Linked DNA regions of Homo sapiens: region 1 is linked to region 2. A link is an interaction called in ENCODE POLR2A ChIA-PET data of the cell type or tissue named here. Cell type or tissue: OCI-LY7. All regions are shown on one strand. Links, peaks and the distances in the headings refer to the core of each region. The heading gives the core; the rest is flanking DNA. Region 1 has its middle 400 kb from the start of HNRNPD. Region 2 overlaps HNRNPD (heterogeneous nuclear ribonucleoprotein D).

Region 1 (7,449 bases), core at 1,734-5,733, 390 kb after region 2:
GAGCCCAGGAGTTCAAGACCAGCCTGGGCAACATGCTGAAACCCCATCTCTACAAAAAAATTCAAAAATTAGTTGGGTGTAGTGGTGTGCACCTGTGGTCCCAGCTACTGAGAGGGCTGAAGTAGGAGGATCTCTTCAGCTCAGGAGGTGGAGGTTGCAGTGAGCCAAGACTGCACCACTGCACTCCAGCCCAGGTAACAGAGTGAGACCCTGTCTCAAAAAAAAAAAAAAAAAAAAAAGTGATACTCTTTCTCTAAGGTCTGTCCAGTTAAGCTTGGCATTGCAATATAATTTGAGAGGAAAATTGTGTCCAAATTAAAAATGAAACAAATGGTATGTTTACTATGTCACTGACTTCTTTGGGCAAGGTAATAAACCTCTTTAATTCTCAGTTTCTGCATCTCTAAAATGAAGATAACAATGCCTGCATACATGTTTTTATGAGGATCTAAGACAATGCTTATAAACTACACAGTATGTAGTAGATGCCCAATGAAGTGTGGATGTTATTACTACATTTTAAAATTGGTTTTTGGAAAGTAGGAGATGAACCATTCTTGTCCATCTTTATTCTTTTCTGACTTTTTCTTTATCCAAAAAAAACAAATGAACCAACAAAATATAAAATCACTGTGATGTGTTGCATTTTTAGTATTTCTATCCATTGAATATGCAAGTATTTATCATTTGTCATTTTATCACTAAGGTAACATATACCGTAATGTAAGTGCAAGTGCAAATATTGAGGCATATGCTATAGGGGTACAGCATTTTACCCAAGCTGTCAGGGAATTTAGCTGATAGACAAGGGCAAGATGAACCTTTGATGTACAGATACTATTGAAAAAAGCAAACCTGTGTCTTTGAAGGCACAAGAAATCCAAAATGCAAATATGGAGGATGTCTCCCTATCACACCCCCATCCCTGCCATGTTCTTCAATATTATAGTTTTCAGTATTTGTTCTAGCTCTCAGTGACCTTTCAATCCTAACTGATATTCTTATTTATATATTTAAATATTCTTATTTATCTCATATCTCTTACACAACCATGACAAATCACAGTGAGATGTACAAAGACAATCCTAATCCAACAGTATCTTGGCACAATTAGCTTAAGAAAAATATTAATTCATGATAAAAGCCTGCTGTGTTGTATGTAAGTGTGTGTGGCCTTAGTCACTACAGAACTGATTAATATTCTGCAAAAATATTTTTACAAGCTCAGTTTCAGTTACTATAATCATGACAATAATTTTTCACACCCTGGCACCTATTGAATTAGCAACCAAGTTCTTTTCTTGAGCCATTATTCAAATGGATTCCATCTGCATTCAAATTAGTCTCAAGATCATAGAAATTAACAATGGGAAAGGTACATTAAATCACATAGTCCATTTCTTTGCTAGGGGAGAATTGATCTGTACATTATAATCTCTAGTGCTTTGTCTGGTGTGTTTTAAATGTCTCAAATAAGTGTTATTCTGATTCTGGGTGGTCATCTCTTCAAATTCCAGGGGAAATTCTTTTTCACAGCCTACTGGTGTGTGTGTGTGTGTGTGTGTGTATGGATTTTCTGATGCTGTGCAATTTGCCGGTGCTCAGAGCCTCTAGGAATCAGGCAATGAATTTTCCAGAGGGGTGTGTGTGGGGGCGGTGGGGTGGGTGTATGCATTCATTGAAGGGGTTTAGGTGAATCATGGTGAAAGGGAGAGAAAGACAAAAAGAGGGCAACTTGAGAAGGATGGTATGTTCGATTGTATTTGAGATTGGACAGTTGTTTGCTTTCATTTAGTGATACCCTGGGTGGTTTGGGGAAGAGAAGGGGGAAGTAGGCATAGTCACTAAGCCAAGAGAGGGGCACTGAAAAATGTTGATGAGTCTGATGCCAATTTGAGTAGGAATTATGACATTTTTAATGAAGTCAAATATCTAGAAGTCAAGTGAAAAATTCTTTAACTTAGGTTATATATTATTAATCTTACATATGGATACCGTATAAGTTATGTGCTCTAAAGTAGAAAGTCAGAGTCTAGGCATTCTAATGTTAGCCGTTTTTCTTTCTTTTTAATTCAGTTGAAGCCTTCCAATTAGACAGATACAGAGACAGATAGACAGAATAGTCATCTATACTTACCATAAAGCTTGAGAAACAAAGCATTATTAGTATAGTATAAACCCTGCCTTGATTGTTGTTTAACTCAAATGTTCTCAAATTTCTTATTTATAAAATAAGATAAACAGAAGTGAATCAAACACTTCAAAAATGTTAGGGCATAGCATAAATGTTAGGTCATAAAATATAAATAACAGCAAAAATGTTAGGAGATAAAACAAATTATATGATTAATAACACATACATTATTAAAATTAAATGAGTTTTATAGAAGACGGAGAAAGAGTTGTCCCTAGAACTGACATGAGAAGCACAAGGATTCCTTCTTTCAGAATCTCATGGAATATAAAGATCATAAAGGACCTTAAATTTATTCACCTTCTGTTGTGTTGCTTGAATTTCCACTTTAACATCCAGGACAAGTATCTGTTCAACTCTTGCTTGGTCACCTCCTGTGATGAAAAAGTCATTAGCACTCAAAGCTTCAGTTAATAGTAGTTTGAAGGTTCTTATTTCCATTCAGACTCAAACTCTCCCTCCTCAACACTTTCACCCATGGGTCCTATCCTTAAGGGCCATACAAAACTAATCGAATCTCTTAGAACAGCTCTTCACACTGTTGAACACAGTTGTCACTGCTCCTTGTCTCCACCCTCTGAGTGCTCCTACCTCCAGTTTCTTAATCTAATTCACTCTTTCCCAGACACCATTGCTCTGCCTGCTTGTTTTGGACATGACTGTCTTAAGTGGTGGCTCCAGGCAAGCCTATTCTTCACAGTCTTTATGAAATGCATTCCTTCAGTGCCTGGAACATAGCAGGGACTTGATTTTTATATTTGCTACGTGGAAGAGCATATTCTAGCTAACCCCATAGAATATGCATTTAGTATTGTAAACCTCAGTTTACAAAAACAATTTCTTCAGTACCTCTCATGTCATTTTCTCCCCAAGTCTCAGTCCTCATTAGATGAGGGAAAAACATCACTTTTGCTTCTAACTCCTTCAGTCTCTCACAAAGTGATCCACCTTTTTTGATAAGCCAAAAACACAGCAAGAATTACTTCAATTACTTCCTCTCCTCCTCTCTTCCAAAAAAGGAAACCAGTTTGCATTTCACACATACAGTACTCTCTCAATTGCTAGCTAAAATGTATTGAGGGTTTACTTTGCACCGACTACAAAGCCTTCCTGTAACCTCTGAGAAACCATGGTGTAGGCTTTACTGCAGTGACATGATGGTATTACTCAGGCTGCAGCTCATCCACATAAAGTCCTTGTGCAAAGTGTGAAAAGGTACCCTCTGTGGTGGGCTCCTAGAAAAGCCTTCTCTGCCCTGCAGGAAGCCCCCTCCCTTCTCTATCAGACACCTTAGTGGAATCACTCTTGGACAAGCCAGCAAATCAGATCTGATAACAGAAAAGCTCTTGGAAATGTTTGTTGATTAAAGAATGATGTTATGAAAAGAAACAAACCAAATGCTAATTAGTGACTTCAAGGGGAATAAGCCAAAATAATTTAAGTTTAGCCCTGCCTGCAAAGTAAGGACACTTTGCTCAGGCATGTACTATTTTGCATAGAAAAATACTAACAAATTCCTCAAGGGTGAGGAAGGTTAATAATTTGAAACTGGACCTGCTGGGGTTCCTGATGCTGTTGAGTTCACTGCCTACCAGATCACTAACCTTGCCTTTTCAGTTAAGTGTTGCTGTACGGACAGAAGGTGGAGAAACCACCCCTGCAGGTTGCCTGCTGCCTGATGGTCCCAGCTCTCCATCCCAGGTATTTGTTTGGTGATGAAAAGCTGAGCTCATGAAGAAGTGGAAAGTGCTGGAAGAAAGAATTAACACATCCTTCCTAGGGAGGCCAAATGTTAGATCAATCATGTCTTCCAGCCACTACAGTGATTGCAGGGAATGAGATGTTAATTTATGCCCAGTGCCATCAGGAGCCTGGGAAGTGAGTTCTATGATCTGTCTGATTCTTCAGCCAATGTAGCTGCCTCTCTGTAACCTTTGGGCGCATGGCAGGTGCACCCCCCCTGACTTCAGTGGCCACCTATGGGATCCGCAGACTAGGCTTCATCTCCTTACTTTCCTGTCACTTTCCACACTCTCCAGCATTTCTTCCTCCTTCCCCCTGTCTAAGTCTGAGGTGCCCTGGTGGTAGGACAATAAGGAAAACTTTGCAGTCACTTGGAAAAATTGCTGACCAACTGAAAATACATTTCTACAACCTGCAGGGAAACAGTGATGTGTGTAAAAATGAAATAGGTTTATTTTCTGTGGTTTTGAAGAAGCCATTTGGAACTATGGAAAATAGCACCCAGTTTTGCAATACTGGGAAGCTGACCTTGCAGTTTGTATATGGTTATCTACCCACCCCCGCCCCCCTACCACCATCCCCCACCCTCACCTCTGCAAAAGCCTACGTTCTGTCTTTTTCTGTGAAGGTGGATGGGGAAGAGGTAATGGAACCATCAGCAAGCAAGCCAGAATTCACCCCCTAGCAATATGAATAATTAGACGTTCTTAAGTGGAAATTGGAATGGTTACAGATGATGTAACATTTGTTGATGTAAAATGGAATGTCCCCAGCAGCATAGATAGCTTTAATTGTTCCTATCCCAGAGTTTTTATAAAGCCAGTGACAAACTATATTTTGTAGTATTTTCATGGCAGATGCCCTGGATGGCAAAAAAAAATACGGAAAGTTATCTTTCTAGACAGAGCAAGAAAGCTCAAAGAGCAGTGCTTTGTGCTGCATTGCAAGTGTAATAAGCCAAAGGTCATTTTCATTTGCTTTTTGTTTGTGTCCTGTCACAAGGTATAGGACACCTTGTAGGACTGAGCCATGTGCTTGATCTTGATGAAGTGCTCTGTTCATTTTGTTACTCATTTCCTCTGCAGTATCTCTTATTCAGAGGGACTGGGAGGGAGGATGACATGATAGAAGTTTGGAGAAGAGGATGAGAGAGTTTCTTGGTCTGGTGTGTGGAAAGGTCAGATTGAATGAGGGGACCTTTCTGGTAGACCTCTTATGCTGATGACTCCGGTCACCCTACAAGAGCTTGGAAAAGTGTCATGGCTCTGGGTCATAGAGGAGAGGTTTGTGCCATTGTTTCCAAGGCTGTTTCGTTCTTGATGTGAACCTGCCGTTATGGTTCAGTGATTATTCACAGACTCACAGATGGAAAAACTCAACCTCCAGGGGCCATCTCTGTAGTGTGTCCAAATTCATATTCTCTAATTTCTAAGCCATGTCTCAGTAGAAGCTATCTTTGAGCATATGGTGTCCATTTTAATGCACTACACTGACTTGTCTTCTCAGTAAGGTGTTTCACATAGTACTCTGGTACAGCAGTACAAACATCTGTGGATTGTGAGAAGTGCAACCCACTTCCACTTCCATGGCTCCACCCTGGCTTCAGCTAGGACTGGTTCATCACTGAGGCCTAGACACTGCATTTCAGTTTCACTCCTTTTCTTTGCATCACTCTAAATCTCCTGGTATTGGCTGTGGATCTCACTGTGATATCTGTGCTCTGGACTTTCCTCCTGGTCTTTCTGCCACTCTGGTCTCCACTGCTTGCGCATTTCATGGCTTATCCCTCCATTCAACACTGTTCTAAAAACAGGAAAAGAAATCCTTGTCCTTATGGAGCTTACATTCTAGTTGAGAGAGCAAGTTAAAAAAACAATAAGTAAAAAATACTCCAAACACCCAACATCCATATATGTATGTAGAGGAGAGTGTTGGTGGCAGGGTTAATTTTGTGATACAGTCAGTGCTGCTCCTGTTCCTATGCTGAAGAACTCTACTACGTACCTACCACCTTCTTTCTGGGTAGCCATAGAATCTACCTTCCTTATCATTTTTGGGTTTATTTATTATTTATTTTTATTTTTAACACCTTTATTGAGCTATCATGGACACATAAAATGATATATATATCAGTTTTTCATATATATCATATATAAATGATATATATAATATATAAATGATATGTAAATGATTTTTTTTACTTTTTTTTTTTAATTTACTCTCTCCAACTAGAATGTAAGCTCCATAAGGACAAGGATTTCTTTTCTTGTTTTTAGAACAGTGTTGAATGAAGGGATAAGCTATGAAATGCACAAACAGTGGAGACCAGAGTGGCATATATGTAAATGTATACATATACATATGTGTACATTTATATATGATATATATGTATACATATACATATGTGTACATTTATATATGATATATATGTATACATATACATATGTGTACATTTATATATGATATATATGTATACATATACATATGTGTACATTTATATATGATATATATGTATACATATACATATGTGTACATTTATATATGATATATATGTATACATATACATATGTGTACATTTATATATGATATATATGTATACATATACATATGTGTACATTTATATATGATATATATGTATACATATACATATGTGTACATTTATATATGATATATATGTATACATATACATATGTGTACATTTATATATGATATATATGTATACATATACATATGTGTACATTTATATATGATATATATGTATACATATACATATGTGTACATTTATATATGATATATATGTATACATATCATTTTGCTATATCATGATATATATCATATATATCATTTATATATATGGTGTACAACTTGATGTTTTCATATACATATACATTGTAAAATGATCACCACACTCTAGCTAATTAACATTTCTATCACATCTAGTTACCATCTAGTTACCATTTGTGTGGGTGTGTGTCAAGAAAATTTAAGATCTCTCCTTTTAGCAAATTTCAAGTATGCACTACAGTATTTTTAACTATTGTCCCTGTGTTGTATATTAGACCTCCAGAACTTATTCCTTCTGTCTGACTCAACCTTTGTACTCTTTGACCAACATCATGCCATTTCCCCTTGTCCCCTAGCCCCTCTTTCTTCTCTTCTCTTTCTGTGCCTTTTTTATTTCACTTAGCATGAATCCTCCAGCTCCATTCATGTTGTCACAAATGGCCAGGTTTTCTTCTTTTTTAAGGCTGAATGATATTCCACTGTATAATTAAATAAACATACAAATGTATGTATACTACATTTTCTTTATCCATTCATCCATCAAAAGACATTTAGATTATTTCTGTATCTTGGCTGTTGTGAATACTGCTGCAGTGAGCATGGGAGTGCAGATATCTCTTTGACACAGCGATTTCATTTCCTTTGGATATATACCCAGGAGTGAGATTGCTGAATCATATGGTAGTCTATGTTTGAGTTTTTGAGGAACCTTCATACTGTTTTTCACA
Region 2 (7,449 bases), core at 588-4,587:
ACGCAGGAGTGACAGCAATATGAAATGCTTTGTATTCAAGGCAGCAGAGGTAATCTGGACAGACAGTACATGTGCTTTAAAAGCAAGATACAGTCATAGAAAATATGTAGATAATTTAGCCGGGCATGGTGGCTCGCGCCTCTAATTTGGGAGGCCGAGGCAGGTGGATCACGAGGTCAGGAGTTCGAGACCAGCCTGACCAATATGGTGAAACCCCATCTCTACTAAAAGTGCAAAAAAAAATTAGCCTGGCATGGTGGCATGCACCTGTTATCCCAGCTACTCAGGAGGCTGAGGCAGGAGAATTGCTTGAACCCGGGAGGTGGAGGTTGCAGTGAGCCTAGATCATGCCATTGCACTCCAGCCCGGGCGACAGAGTGAGACTCTGTTTAAAAAGAAAAAAATAAGTATTTGTAAATGTATATATATATATATATACACACACACACACACATATATATATAAAATCATTATGCCATCAGTTTGAGGGAGAGCATGTATGCCAACATTGTAGAGACTAAGTGCCCATTTATCCATAATTAAGATAAGCAGACTTTTCCCCATTGTACTATAAAGTTAGAGTTTGGGGCTGGGTATGGTAGCTTCCGCCTGTAATCCCAGCAGTTTGGGAGGCTGGAGCGGGCGGATCACTTGAGGCCAGGAGTTCAAGACCAGCCTGGCCAACGAGGGGAAACCCCGTCTCTACTAAAAATGCAAAAATCAAGTCAGGCGTGGTGGTGCAGCCTGTAATCCCTCCCACGGAGGCTGAGGAATGAGAATCACTTGAACCTGGGAGGCAGAGGTTGCAGTGAGCTGAGATTGTGCCACTGCGCTCCAGCTTGGGCGACAGAGTGAGACTGTCTCAAAAACTAAGCAACCAAAAACAGAAAAAGATGGAATGGAATTAATATGTTCCATTTAGTAAAGATGGAATAGAATTGGTCCAGTTTGTGTTCATTGTAGCATATTCACCTATTTGGTCAGCAACCATTTTTTTTTTTTTAAAGCCTAAGCATACCCTGAGAACAACAACCTTTTTTGATTAGAACAGAAGAAAAAGCCAGAGTGTTCTTGGGCTGCCAAAATATTAATACGTTTGTCTCAAAGACGAGCCACTTAGGTGCTTGCTTAGAGACTTCTACTTTACACAGAATTTGAAAAGTTTGACAGCTGGCTACTTACTCTGCAAAACGGAAGGGAGACTTTTTAGAACAGCAACTGGTGATCTGGCAAAAATGAAAAGTAGAACTTGTGAAGAAATGAGATGGACTTGGTGTATTAATAGCTAATTTTAGAAGACCCTGTGGATATTCTAAATCAGCATAATAGTGATGTCTGAGCCATAGTGTTAAATTATGATTACTGTATTTGAAGTATAAGAAGGCAGAAAAGTGTGATGCTGTTAGAAAAAAATCTCATTTCAAATGATTGAAGGTTAAAAACAATTGGGGAAAGATTAGAGAGGGCAGGCGGTGCTTTAAGGGAGGTGGAATAATACTTGGCTCCTTATTCTCCAAAAGTGCTGGATAGCTGAAGTTTTTAATATTCTGGATAATTGATATTTGATTATTAGTTTAGGAGGGATAGCATCTTCAGTGAACCCTTGTAGCTCTAAGGTAGGCATATTAAACAACTACCATACTAAAGGTGGGGAGTACGTTTGGAGAGCACTTTGCTGGGCCAGCTGATGATATGCTTAGGTGATATTTAAGAAAATCTGCTTCTTGTCTGAAAAACATTTGGGGCTTCAGAATAATACCACATACCTCATTCTTGGTGTTTTAATTTATTTCTTTGTAATTGTTTTCTGTTTCTTAATAATTTTAAATTAAGGGTATTTTCCCAATATAAACATTGCTTTTTGGTTAAATAAAATCAAAACTAGTTCTGTCTCCATATCTGAATAGACCAGACAGAGAATTTTCTTGCCTTTCAACAGCTTAAAAAATGTTTTTGTTAGAACTGTTGTGTTCAGGCTGAAATACTTTCAAAGTTTGTTAGTTATTATTGAGAAATTTCTGTAATAATCATGGAAAGGGTAATTTAATAGTTAAATCTCAACTTAATTGAAGTTATTTCTGTTGTGGAACTTATGGTCATCTTAGCAAGAGGTCATTGCTTTATAGTCAGTTCTCTTTCTCATTAAAAATATAGTGTACTCACCTTTACAGGGTGAATGTTGGTAAATAACTTCTGTCTGTGAAGGAAGTATTCTGGACCTGTAAGTTAAAAATAAGGTGTTTATAGCAAATTATGTAAATAAAGATTGTATATTAGAAGGTACACACTATTCAAATTAAAGAAAATGTATATTGAGAAAATAACTCAAATTTCTTCCATGAAATTGGCAAGAAGTAAACATTTCAAATACACAAAACATTATGGGTATTTTTGTTCATTTGATTATAAAATGCCAAAGTTGTTTTATAAATGCTACTTCAAGCCTGGAAACTTTGAGGAAGTCCTGAACATTAAGCATATAAATGGCCCAGCTCTAGAATACATGTAAGTTGAAAAGCTAACCTGAAGTGGGAAGCGCAGTATATACCTAAGACTTACTCTGCACTGAAAGTTTGCTTTGTCACTAGAAGTAAAACAAGACTGTGGTAGGATAGTAAGATCAGTAACACCTCAGTTAATCAGGTATCTTGGAGGAAGTGAAGAAAGACCCTAATTCAAGGGACAGTTAATTGGCCTTTTATTCCAAGAATGGGCCTTAGTGGCAGTATCTTAAAAGCCCACAAGATGGAGATGTTTCCTAATGAAAGGCCTTTAATTTCTTTATAGAGCTGAGTTAGTGTCACATCCCAGTCCCCACCCATGACCCTTCCCCAGTTAAAAAGAAGAGAAAATGTTGAGCAAGTCTGATTTGATTCCCATGGTGACATTTTTAGCCATTATGTAACAAATTCTGACAGTTTACCCTTAAAATTAAAAACCTCCAGTCCTGTCTTTTTAAAGGGTAGAAAGAAGGTTAGGTATAGGATAGCTTTTTATTTATTTATTTATTTATTTTTGTACAAAGGGAGCCTATGTAAAGCTGCCAGATCTGAACTTTCTGGTGTTTTGCTGTAATGTTAGTAAGATTTCGCCTTAAAATATTTTATTTTGAGTATATACGTTTGGTCTTAGAGTGTCTTGGTGGATTTCCGCTTACCACCCATCACTTTCTGCATTTTAAAGGCTTAAATACTTTATTGCTGGTTAACTGAGGTTCTACTGTAAACGAATCATCTAAGTTAATTAGTGGATTGTACTTCAATGGATAATTTTCACTAAATTGTTTATATTGCACATTACTTTTGTCTTAAGGACTCTTAGCACATCAAAAAAATTGGCTCACAACTTAATTGTGAGATGTAGAATTTTCCATTTTATGTGCTAAGAGTTTTGTTAATGAGAGAACTGTTAAAATAGAAAAGGAGCTTCAGCATAGACACCAATGCTGGTTGCTGAGATCAGTGGGGAACTGCATAGCATTTTAACAAGTTTAATGAACATTTGGAAGAGAAATTTGAAGCTAAGATTCTGGTTTTTTTGCTGTTAACTTTTTAATCTAAGGAAAACTTTTATGTACAGTATTTTTACTTTGGGTATATGTTTATCTTTTAGCAAGTTGAAAGACTTAATTTGCTGCTTGCTCACTATTTTGTAATTATTTGGGAGCAGCAGTAATAAGCCAGCTTTTTGGAATAGGATGTTCCTGATGTGTGGTTATGTAGGAAGAATGATGTTTTAATATACTGCCCAGTAAACTGGTGCAGTTTGGAAAAGGTGTGTTATTGATGTGGATAATATTTAAGGCAATTTTTTTTAAGCATTTTAATACTGCTTTTTGTCTTTACAGGAAAATGTTTATAGGAGGCCTTAGCTGGGACACTACAAAGAAAGATCTGAAGGACTACTTTTCCAAATTTGGTGAAGTTGTAGACTGCACTCTGAAGTTAGATCCTATCACAGGGCGATCAAGGGGTTTTGGCTTTGTGCTATTTAAAGAATCGGAGAGTGTAGATAAGGTAGTGTGTTACGTGTTCTGATCAGTTAATAATATAAAATATTAACATATGGATAGTTTGATACAATGAGTTTGCCTATTTGTGGTTCCCCATTTTGATAGTATAGGAAGGAAGAATAGTTCTTGCCCCAATACGTTTTATGAAGATAGAGGTAGGTTCAGGAATTATTTCCTGAATAATTTGTGTTCCAGGCTCTGCTAAATTTTGAAATTAACTTTAAAGATACTATAGACTTAAAGATGCCTAGTTAAAAGGATGTGTTTTAGCAATTCACAGAAGTCCATATTTTGAAATTTTGTTAGGCAAGCAACTTTTAACTGAATCATTATTTTGATCCTGGGCTAAAGGGAAGTAGCAGTTATGTTTGTATATAGTGCTAAAGGGAAGTAGCAGTCATGTTTGTATATATTGAAGGTAATGGTTATCTAGTAATTGGTTAAATTTGTGTATGTCCTACCATTCTTACCTTTAGATTTAAACAGTATATGTTAGTTGATGTTACATCACCACCATGACTTGACAGTTTAATCTTGAGCAAGTCAACATATGCTTGGCATTATCTGTATTTATAGTTATTTTTAAGTAAGTTAATAGTCTCTGAACTTCAGTTAAGATATATATTTTTTAAATGAAAACTTCAATTTCCTTAGGTCATGGATCAAAAAGAACATAAATTGAATGGGAAGGTGATTGATCCTAAAAGGGCCAAAGCCATGAAAACAAAAGAGCCGGTTAAAAAAATTTTTGTTGGTGGCCTTTCTCCAGATACACCTGAAGAGAAAATAAGGGAGTACTTTGGTGGTTTTGGTGAGGTATGTTATAAATGTTTTGACCCAGTTTATGTCAAAATTAGTGTGAATGTGATTGTCCCATTATGGACTCAGAGTCACTTGGCTTTTCAAAGCTGTTAGGGTAGATTATGTGATCTGTTTTGGAATAAGGATATTGTAAATACTTCATTAGCAGGTCTTTGAAGGTTGGATAATGTGTTTTTCTCATTGAGCACCTACTCTATGCAGAGTATTGCTGGGGTAGAGTATACAAAGATGAAATAGACAAACATTCTTAAATACAGACAATTAAGAGGAAGAAATCTAGATTAGAAGGAGACTTTTGTTGAAAATAGGAAAGGAATTAAGAATAGGGTGTAGTGCCTTATCAGTTGAAATGCATGTGTAAGTGCAAATTTAATGAGACTAATCATTATAGACTCATTAGTGAGGCTGGACGCGATGGCTCATGCCTGTAGTAATCCCAGCACTTGGGAGGCCGAAGTGGGTGGATTACTGGAGACCAGGAGATGAAGACCATCCTGGACAACATAGTGGGACCCCGTCTCAATTAAAAGTAAAACAAACTTAGACTCATTAGTGAAATAGGTAGATAATAGAGGTTTCTTTTATGAATTAATGAAAGTTGAGAAATTTGTGGCCTTGGGCTCCAGATACGTCCCACAGACATTTATTGCTTGATTGAAACAATAAGTGCTTTTTTAGTGTTGAGGATTTGAGATATTGCCCACAAAACTCAGTATCTAGCTTTTTAAAAAATACTTGCAAGAGCACGCAACATGGGAACTGACGCTGCCCTCCTGTACGGCAGCATCTCTCAAACTGAGTAGTAGCTTCCATCTTGGTTTGGGCATATGCTCTCCAGTTTTTAGTAGTCCTCACCACCCTACTTCCTGTTTTCTCTCAAATACATTTTTATTCTGTTTTTCTTAGATTTGACTGTTTTCTTCTTGTTCTTTGTGGGCATTTGAATTTGTGACCCTTGAGTTAGGTAGTAAATGTCAGTGCGTGGTAAAGCTTATTTTTGTAAATAGTTGTGAAGACCTTAGATGGAATGGGTGTTCTAATTTGAAGAATTCCTTAAAAGGATTAGAATAAATAGGGAGAAACAGGAGACTAGAACTTCAGTGCCAAATACATGTTTTCTTTGTGTGTTTTCCCCCCTCTAAACTTGTGTTTCTTTTAAGGTCAATAAAATGCATGTTAGCATATTAAAATTTGTTTTTTAATACCAGGTGGAATCCATAGAGCTCCCCATGGACAACAAGACCAATAAGAGGCGTGGGTTCTGCTTTATTACCTTTAAGGAAGAAGAACCAGTGAAGAAGATAATGGAAAAGAAATACCACAATGTTGGTCTTAGTAAAGTAAGTTAAGCATCCATTTACTTGTAGAGAAAACTAGCTGTTGTAAAGAGCTTAACCATTTATCTTTCTCTGTAAAGGCTTAAGTTCTTTGCATGCTTTAAAAACTTCTCATTGGTTACTTACCATTGACCAACTTTTTGTGGGGAGCAGGATGGACACATTTGTTAGTGTTTTTGTCTAGGCTTTCACAAAAATAGTTTTTAGAACTTGACAAGTAAAATGAAGTAACATCACTAGCAAGTACTCATAAGTGATTACTCTTAAGTACTAAATATTGGTTTAATTAATAAACTGACTGAGGAAAGTTTCAAATTAGCCTACTCTATTTAAACATGTTGGCTATTCTGGTTATTAGAAACTTATTTAGCAACTTTTATTTTCTTGAGTCAGTTTAATAATGTAATTTTTCTCTTTTAGTGTGAAATAAAAGTAGCCATGTCGAAGGAACAATATCAGCAACAGCAACAGTGGGGATCTAGAGGAGGATTTGCAGGAAGAGCTCGTGGAAGAGGTGGTGGTAAGCTAGAGCCTAAGTTTACTCTATCTTAAGCTTTTCTGCTTTTTAATTATCCTGAAGTAAAGATCTTTGCTGATCTTCTGACTTTAGTGAACCTATTAATGTGCTGCAGGCCCCAGTCAAAACTGGAACCAGGGATATAGTAACTATTGGAATCAAGGCTATGGCAACTATGGATATAACAGCCAAGGTTACGGTGGTTATGGAGGATATGACTACACTGGTTACAACAACTACTATGGATATGGTGATTATAGCAGTAAGTACTATACTTTTTATATTAACTGCTATTTGACATTTATTTTGTACAAATTTGGATAGGCAGAAAGGTTAGTGTAGCCTTGCCAAGTGCAAATGTCTTCAGGTTTCAAATTCCTGGAAACTTGAAACTGCAGCCATTTTATTGCTTGGTTCCTCCCAGCCTATATCACACACACATTATAAGGGTAGGGTGTATGTGTGGTTCTATATATGTTTGCTGGGCATTTGTTTTACTTGGATTTAAAAATTTTAAGCTCAGTTCAGATCTTTTAAGCTCAAGGTATTCTAAATGTCACTTCTTGGACCAACCAATAATCTTGGCATGATGTGTCTTAATCCTATAAAACTGAATAATACCACATGTTGCCAGTTAAAACTAATAGTATCCTCGCTTTAGGATTATTAATGTAGAAACTCTTAAAACAGATGTTGAGCTTGATAGAACCAAAAAACTTGACTTTTAGACATGGAAAGCCCTGACTTCATTGTGCAACTAA

What was found. Peaks named below come from ENCODE experiments on the same cell type or tissue, not always from the same donor. Only the 100,000 strongest peaks of a DNase experiment are listed, where the experiment ranks them.
Region 1: POLR2A ChIA-PET joins it to region 2 with 5 read pairs; 1 of 35 experiments calls an interaction of 5 or more read pairs at or near these places.

What each region holds. Positions count from the first base shown.
Region 1 is chr4:81,968,722-81,976,170 of GRCh38, reverse strand. No RefSeq gene overlaps it. Among named protein-coding and RNA genes, the nearest start is that of HNRNPD, 400 kb to the left of the region's middle. In OCI-LY7, for the core only: no CTCF peak of the experiment used is centred there; a DNase peak (open chromatin) is centred at 3,280; H3K4me3 peaks cover 666 bases; H3K27ac peaks cover 484 bases.
Region 2 is chr4:82,356,038-82,363,486 of GRCh38, reverse strand. HNRNPD (heterogeneous nuclear ribonucleoprotein D) reads left to right here. Exons shown (of 9, transcript NM_031370.3): 3 at 3,848-4,016; 4 at 4,667-4,828; 5 at 6,043-6,174; 6 at 6,592-6,691; 7 at 6,804-6,950. Among named protein-coding and RNA genes, the nearest start is that of HNRNPD, 14 kb to the left of the region's middle. RefSeq lists an enhancer at 849-898. In OCI-LY7, for the core only: CTCF peaks have their summits at 2,530 and 2,742 (motif pointing right); a DNase peak (open chromatin) is centred at 2,726; H3K4me3 peaks cover 323 bases; H3K27ac peaks cover 883 bases.